Linked DNA regions of Homo sapiens: region 2 is linked to region 1. Evidence: chromatin loops called from intact Hi-C (ENCODE). Cell type or tissue: PC-3. All regions are shown on one strand.

What was found. Peaks named below come from ENCODE experiments on the same cell type or tissue, not always from the same donor. Only the 100,000 strongest peaks of a DNase experiment are listed, where the experiment ranks them.
Region 2: it touches region 1 in a loop (2.9-fold over the local background); 1 of 110 quality-filtered maps calls a loop at or near these places.

What each region holds. Positions count from the first base shown.
Region 1 is chrX:104,564,432-104,568,431 of GRCh38, reverse strand. IL1RAPL2 (interleukin 1 receptor accessory protein like 2) reads right to left here and starts at 2,233. Exons shown (of 11, transcript NM_017416.2): 1 at 1,381-2,233. RefSeq lists an enhancer at 399-1,156. In PC-3, CTCF peaks have their summits at 2,258 and 2,467; a DNase peak (open chromatin) is centred at 2,491; H3K4me3 peaks cover 2,901 bases; H3K27me3 peaks cover 1,668 bases.
Region 2 is chrX:104,645,601-104,649,600 of GRCh38, reverse strand. The region is part of intron 1 of IL1RAPL2 (interleukin 1 receptor accessory protein like 2); the gene reads right to left. It also overlaps the pseudogene PHB1P10. Among named protein-coding and RNA genes, the nearest start is that of IL1RAPL2, 81 kb to the right of the region's middle. In PC-3, no CTCF peak of the experiment used is centred here; no DNase peak of the experiment used is centred here.

The DNA of each region.
Region 1 (4,000 bases):
GAAAATGGACCCCAGTCCCAGACACTTGTCCCAAAAACTTAACTCCTTCATTCCCAGGGACTCTGTCACTGAGGTAGTCTTCCTGAACTGTAGGACGCCCGTGCTGAACTTGCAGGCTCAGAGAAGTGTCCTTTCCTCCCTCCCTCCCTTACTTCCTTGGGGTCTGTTCCCAGCTATGCCGCATGTTTAATAATCTACAGCTTGATTCCCCTGGCCAGGAAAAGAAAGGAGGATTCCTTCTTGGAGGTCTACACATTCGATTGAAGGTAGTGGTGGTGGGCAGGTCCCGCTTCCTCATTCGGGGACAAGATACTCCTAAATAGACTCCCCCTAAAAAAAACACCTGTGATAGGCTCTAGAGTAGCTTTCAACTGAGAAGTACTTTTCCAATACTTCTGTGCAGTCACAACTTTTGTGGGTGGCAAGGGGAAAATCTTGAATACTTGTTTACTAATGTCTCTAAGTCCTTGGGCGGCACAGATGGAGAGGGGATGGCTGCAGGGACCAGGAGAAACCCCTGAAGCAGACATTTGTTATAATACACATTTCCCTTGCCAGGGTCTCCTTGCCAAAGCATTTTTCTTAAACGTCTGATGGTGACAGATCAAGCTGTTTGCTCCAATGCCAGGCCCAGAGAGGCAAGGCGAGCCACTCGCGAGTGGCTATCCCTACTCTCCCACTCTAGTTTTCCTTCACAAGGAGTCTGAAGCGCAATTTGGCGCGGGCAGATCCTCACGCCTGAGCAGCAGTGGGGACCTGGGAAACCCACTCTAGGGGTATCGGGGATTCTTGCGGGAAGAGGAAAGGGGGCGTCTCGGGAACCACAGGGGAAGTACCTTCAGGCTCTCAGTGCAGGAGCACAGAGATGGCCCCAGATATCCAGCGATCTCCCCTGCCTAGTGCTTGGTGGGAATCCCAGGAGCGGCAGCGTATTGCTGGGGAACCCCTCGCTGCTCCACCCAGGAGCCGCCTTGAGCCTCTTCCCAGCTCCAGTTGCTCTCCCAGCTGCGGCAGAAATGTGGGCAGTCAGAAGCGCCCAGTTGGAAATTGCCTTCCAGGCTGCAGAGCCCGCGCGCCAGCCGCAGAGAGCATGAAGATCCCGCCGCGGAAACGCAACGCTTGGGCTCGCGGGCACCTGAAGGACGGCGCACGCTCCTCCCAGGCGAAGAGCCCCTGGCCTTCGGAGCTCTATTCCCTAAACTTTCTGGGAAGGCTAAAGGAAGAGAAAGCCAACTGGCAAATTTCCAGGCGCGGAGACCAGAGCTGCAGGAAAGATAAAGCCTCCATTGGCTGCGGCCTGCCCCGCTGCCAACTGAGAGCGCAGCGCGTTCTCCCCTGGCCCTTGCCAGTCAACTCTCCAGCTCTGCGAGTGGACATTACCTGAGTCTTGCAAAACGGCCAGCAAAACGTCCAGCAGGTCTCAGATGCGTAGTTCCATGTCCAGGGCGAGACGGCGAGCCGGGTTCCGGAGAGCGCGGGCTGGGACTTCCCAGGCAGTCGGAGTGGCTGAAGGGGGCGCGAGGAAGACCGCGTCTCCCCAAACAGCGGACAGTACAGCCCCGCCTGTTTTTTCCACTCCCTGTCTTAGCCAAAGAGGATACTAGTAAACTTCCCCCCAGCCAGGGAAGATTTCTAGAGTTCAGCAGAGCTTCTGTGGACTTTGGGGAGAGCTGGAAAGGGAGAGTTAAGGAGGGTTTCTAAATTACTCAGCTCCGTAGTTAGAATGGCAGATGCTGCCTCTGTCTCTCAGTGACTAGACTCTCCTAAGTCGCCTGCCTCCCAGACTCTTCCTTTTGCGCGACTTCGCTTCGGAGCAGCCTTGCCCCAGCAACACCTTGCCTCGGCCAAGCGGTGCACTCCGGGACGCGGGCGCCTCAGCCTGTGGCCCTCGCCCCCCTTGCGAGGTAGGCACACTCCAGGAGCGAAACACCAGCTGCCCTGTCGCCCTAACGGAGGTGCAGGCGGCAGGTGCAGACTCTGCCTGTCCACCTCTCTCCCTCCTGTTCGCTGCTCCAGTCTTTCCCGGGAACCCTACAGCCAGTGTGCAAAAGCCCACAAGTCTCCCTTAGTTCCGAAGAGGGAAGGGCGCCTGGAAATGAGCTCCAGGCTCGCCTCACATCCTGCCACCGCTGCTGCCGCCTCCAAAATATGCCTGGAGTGCGGGTGGGAGGGTAGTGGGAGTGACCGAGAGCTGCGTTTTTGTCGCTAACAGTTTGGAGCCTCCTGGCTGACTGATTGCACCGGGGAGGAGGTGGGAATTAGAGAGAAGCGCTCTGGCGCGTCACGAAAAGAGCTGCTTCTGCTCCTCCTCCTCTTCCACACCCCTTTAGATTTGGGAGCGCGGGGAGGGGAGGCAGATTGAGAAAGGCTGCCAACCCCAAGTCCCCCATCCCCTGGTTTAAAAAAAAAAAAAAAGCGCTCTCTTACCTTTCTCCGGAGAAGGAAAGCGTGTCCCGGCAGCGCCGTCTAGCGTCCTTACCAGAGTAGGCCGGCGTACAGGATTGGGGCGAGCGCTCAACTGAGTGCAGGTATGGAAAGCCACTAAAAGTTTTCCAGCTCTCCCAGTCTCCAGTTCTAGCCGCTGAACAGGTATCTAGTTCAGTCAGGAGTTCACCTGCTTGGTTCCCCGCAGACTGGAACTTGCTTTTAAAGACGCAAACCACCTAGTTTTTCTGACAATTAGAGCTTTCCAGGACCGGAGAGAACTCTTCTTTTCCACCCCTGCCACCTATAAGATCCTTAAGTCTCAGGGTTCTCCAGCCCCGCCAGTCATGGGGCAGGCAGGTAATGTACTGGGACGCAGGGATGGGCTTGCAGCTAGGACCCTGGCCTCAATCATTCTGCCATGCGCCAGGGGCTCGCCAACCATGCATCTGATCACCTGCTCTCCAACGTATTGCAACCCAGGAACCCCTCTCTTTAAGCGAGACAGGGGAGAGGGACTACGACCCAGGACTAGCAGCGTTTCTAGATCGCAGCGTTGAAGAGTCCCGTTGCCACGCCAGGTATCTTCCCAGAGTGTTTCGCTGGGCTCTCGGGGCGCCGCACTGATTAACACACCTTTACCGAATTACTCATTTAACGGGTCAGCTGAGCGCTGTTCTCCAGCATTTGCTGCTGCGCTGAGCTCCTTTTAATTTGTCTTTCTCTGAGCTTTCTCCAGCTATTCTCCCGAGGCTGTTCCATCGCTCTGCATTAGCCACAGAGAGCGAACGAGAGATGGATACAGGGCCCAGGAGGGAGAATTGAGCGTTTGGTACGTGGCACGCAGCGCAGACTCGCGCCTTTCTACTCCACTTATTTGGCCGCTTGGCCTCGGTCCACCACCCACTCAACTGTTAAGGCCGGAGCCTGTGCATGATTAAGGTTATTCTCCCTCTCTCGCCTCTCGCCAAGTTTATGCACTCTTCCCCTGTGGACCATCTCTTTCGACAAATCCAGCAAAACCCCACCCCCATCCTGGAAAATTTCTTCTTCAATCGGGGTTAAGTCGGGGATCTAGAGAGGTCGGGTGTGAAAGGAAAGGACCTTCGGGCGGGAACCAATACCAAGCTACCCTCCTGGTTTTCGTTGTTTATATACATGGGAGGGGGAAAATGGTCTGTATTTTTAAAACAGAAGATGTCCTGCCGTTTCTGCTTCTGTTTTTCCTTTTTTCTTTTTTTTTTTTTTTAACAGCCAATTCTTTTGAAGGGAGATAGCCAGCCAATTTTCCATTTCTCCTTGCCTACGGAGCTCATGCAAACTTCCCTACGCTAGCCGGCTGGCCCTGTGCAACCTTCACTACCACCTCCCGCCAACCCCCTCCGCACCTACTTTACTGTTAGTGGTCCTCAATGCCAACTGCCAGGTGCTTCCAACCAGCTGGGTACGGCAGGCAGCAACACGGGGTGGCCCCTTGGTGGAAGGACACCACCTGGTCAAGTCTTTCCTTTCTGGTTGGATCCCTGGCACCTCCAGTCTGGCCTTTAGCATGGCACTAGCCCCCGGACCCTGGGCC
Region 2 (4,000 bases), 81 kb before region 1:
ACATACATATATACAGAGAAAGACAGTTCTTTAGTCAACACACATTTATCTCTATCTCTTACATTTTATAATTCTATAGTAATTTGCAATGAAGTCTGGTATTCACATAGAGATGGCCCTGAGGTCCTATTAGCTATTCAATCAGAAAACAGAGATGCAATAATGTTAACTAGATTCTATCTACTATGGAGGGAAATATGGCTCTCAAACTCAAATTTGGAAAGGACCTCAATAGTTACCTAGTCCAACTTTCAACCAATCAAGAAATCCTTTTTACAGCATTCCTATATCTAGCCTATTCTCAAGCACTTCTGTCATTTGAAAATAACTGCATAAAGTGGCAGCCAAGTCTGTTGTTAGCCCTAACCATTAGAATCAGAGGTAGAAATAAAGAGACACAGAGACTGAAACCAACATAGCCAAAGGCACACAAGTAAGAAAACAGAGATAGCAAAAGATAGAGTCAGGTGGATAGGACACAGAAAGGGAGGGAAAAAAATCGTAGAGGAGAAAGAGAAAAAACATGAAGAAGCAGAGAGAGAAAAAATTAGAAGTGGAGACTCAAAAAGTTGACATAGCAAAAAAGGGGAATAGATAAGAGGAATAGTGAGTGATGAAACATTGAGAGACAGCAGAAGGGACTATCTCAGGAGAGAATGCAAGGAGAAGCAAGTATAAAGAAAAAAACTGGCATAAGTAACTATAGGGTTTCTTTTTGATTTCTGTAGTGATCATAGTCCCCAGCTTTGGGCTCCATACATAGTCCACAAAAATGAAAATTTCATTTCACAGCCTCCCTAGCAGCTGGATATGGAAAGGTATTGAGTTCTGATCATTAAGATATAATCTTGAGTTCTGACCATTAAGATAAAATCAAAAGTGTTATGTGTTACAGGGACTAGTCTTTTTCAGGGTTTCTCCAGCCAGGAAACCTAGAAGTAGTAGGTATAAGGTGTTACAAGCAGTTTAGACAAAAAGTCTTCAATCACACTCATTGATCAATGAGTCTTACTCAATTTTTGATGTGGTGTCTAAATCCCTCATCATCTAACATTTTCTTCCATCAATAAAAGTGTTTGTCAATAGTCTTCTCAAAATTTAATGTACACATTCATATTCTGTTTATGACATTATAAATTAGGACAGCATTTTACAAGGCAATTTGTTAGTATTTGGCAAAAATTAAAGTGCTCAAGAATTGCTTTTGTATGAATCTATACTACAGCAATCCAAATGATTATGCATAAAAATATATGCACATACAAGGATGGTCAATGCAGTATGCATTGTGATGGTGAAAATCTGATAACAGACTAAATACCTTGTCATGGGTAGGGGTGATACATTCATAAATGGAATACTATACAACCATTAAAGAGACTGAGATAAAGAGGTATGGATAGACATGGGTAGATCTACAAGATATATGAAAAATAGATATGATTCCACATATAATGGAAAAATCTATGTATGTATGCATGCCTGAGAATGTGTGTGTATGTGTATGGAAATCTGTAGGAAGAGGTTTGGATGTGTGGCTGGGGAATTCATGTGGAGGTCAGAGTGGAAGCAGGTGTGAGAGGGTCCAGCAGAAGAAAACATGGCTGCCAAAGTGTTTGTGTCCATTGGCAAGTTTGGCCTGGCCTTAGCTGTTGTAGGAAGCATGCTGAACTCTGCCTTATATAATGTGGATGCTGGTCACAGAGCTGTCATCTTTGACCGATTCTGTGGAGTACAGGACATTGTGGTAGGGGAAGGGACTCACTTTCCTATCCCATGGGTACAGAAACCAATTATCTTTGACTGCCATTCTCGACCACTTAATGTACCAGTCATCACTGGTAGCAAAGACTTACAGAATGTCAACATCACACTGCACATCCTCTCCTGGCCTGTCGCTAGCCAGCTTCCTTGCATCTTCACCAGCATCAGAGAGGACTATGATGAGCGTGTGCTGCCATCCATCACTACCAAGATCCTCAAGTCGGTGGTGTCTCACTTTGATGCTGGAGAACTAATCACCCAGAGAGAGCTGCTCTCCAGGCAGGTGAGTGACAATCTTACGGAGTGAGCAGCCACCTTTGGGCTCATCCTGGACGATGTGTCCTTGACACATCCCACCTTCGGGAAGGAGTTCACAGAAGCAGTGGAAGCCAAAGAGGTGGATCAGCAGGAAGCAGAGAGGGCCAGATTTGTGGTGGAAAAGGCTGAGCAGCAGAAAATAGCAGCCATCATCTCTGCTGAGGGTGACTCCATGGAAGCCAAGCTGATCCCCAACTCACTGGCCACCGCAGGGGACGGCCTGATCGAGCTGAGCGTGCTGGAAGCTGCAGAGGACATCACATACCAGCTCTCAGCTCTGAGAACATCACCTACCTGCCTCCTCCAGCTGTCCCAGTGGGGGCCCACCCTGCCTGCACCTCTGCAGGCTGACTAGGCCACAGCCCTGATGATTCTTAACACCACCTTCCTTCTGCCCCTATCCCAGAAATCACTGTGAAATTTCATCACTGGCTTAAAGTGAAGGAAATAAAGGTAAAATCACTTCAGATCTCTTAAAAAAAAAAAGTTTGGAATTTTTGACACTACTATAATCCTTAGGAGGGGAGTGGATAAAGTCTAAGGTTGAAGGGTAATTTTCACTTTTTACTCAATATAGTAATGGTGATCATTAACTCTGTTCTCAAAATACTTAACACCTCTTTGCCTTCGGTCACATGATATGACCGCACTTCCTGGCCCCATTGTGATTGATGGAGTGATGCATCTGGTTCTGGCCAATTATTTGTGACCAGAAGTCATTGCTCACAGTTGCATGTCACTTCCAGGCCAGAGCATTTATTTGTCAATGTGACGCCTTCCACAGCTATCTTTCCTTCTGCCACAGTGACTGGTAATATTTATGATGGTGGTTGCTCCATCACCCTGGGCCACAGAATGAAGAGTCACAGAGCAGAGCTTCTAGCCAACACATTACATAAGTGAAAAATAAAACTTTGTTTTTACAAACCACCAAGAGTTGGGGATTATTACAATAGCATAATCTAAATTATTCCGACTGATACCATTGAAATGTTTAAATTTTAAACTAAATAGTATACTTTCTGCATATATTGTAAAATTAATATGATACCTACAACAGCATACAACATTCTCTATGTAGAAAATACAAAGTGCAATGAGCCTATTATGTACCATGATCTAGATTCAATATCATCGTCAAAATTTAACTATTTCAAGGGCAGAGGCTATGCTTTTTTTTTTTTTTTGCATCCCCAGCACCATTGACTAGAACACAGTAGGTATGCAATCCATTCTTCTTGAATATTAAATGGATTTTAAAATGTTTATCCTAAACCTATAGATTTATATTAATCCCTATGAAATGTCATTATGTTAGTTTTATTCTATTATTCCAAATCATGAAGACCATTTCAAAGCATAAGGCTTTTATTCATTTTATTAACTCTCCCACCTACTTTTGTGTCATCTGAATATTTCATAAGCTTGCTTTCTCTGCCTTCAATCAAGTCAATAATTTTTAAAATTCTGAATAAGATATGACATATAACAGAGATCTGTGGCCTACCACCATAGATCTCTCTACATGTCAGCATTAATCCATTAATCTGGTTGACCAATTTGGTATGAATCATTTAACTATACTAAAATCCATTTAACTAGACCATATTGGCACATCTTGTCATGAGAGATCATGCATGTGATAGACTAGGCTTTCATAGTGATATATCATTCTAACAGTTTTACCAAAGGAAAATAATAACTTTGTTTAGTCTGATTTGCTCCTAAGATCCATTAATTTATTTATTCAATAAACTTAATGTATGCCTATGATAGGAATACAATGGGAACATGATAGGTATTGTATCTACTTTTTGTGTGATCACAGTCTAGTAGAAAAGAAAAAACCACAGACAACAACAATGAAGTATTTTAAATGTAATAAGAGGAGAAATATGGAGTGTTTTGAAAGGAAAGA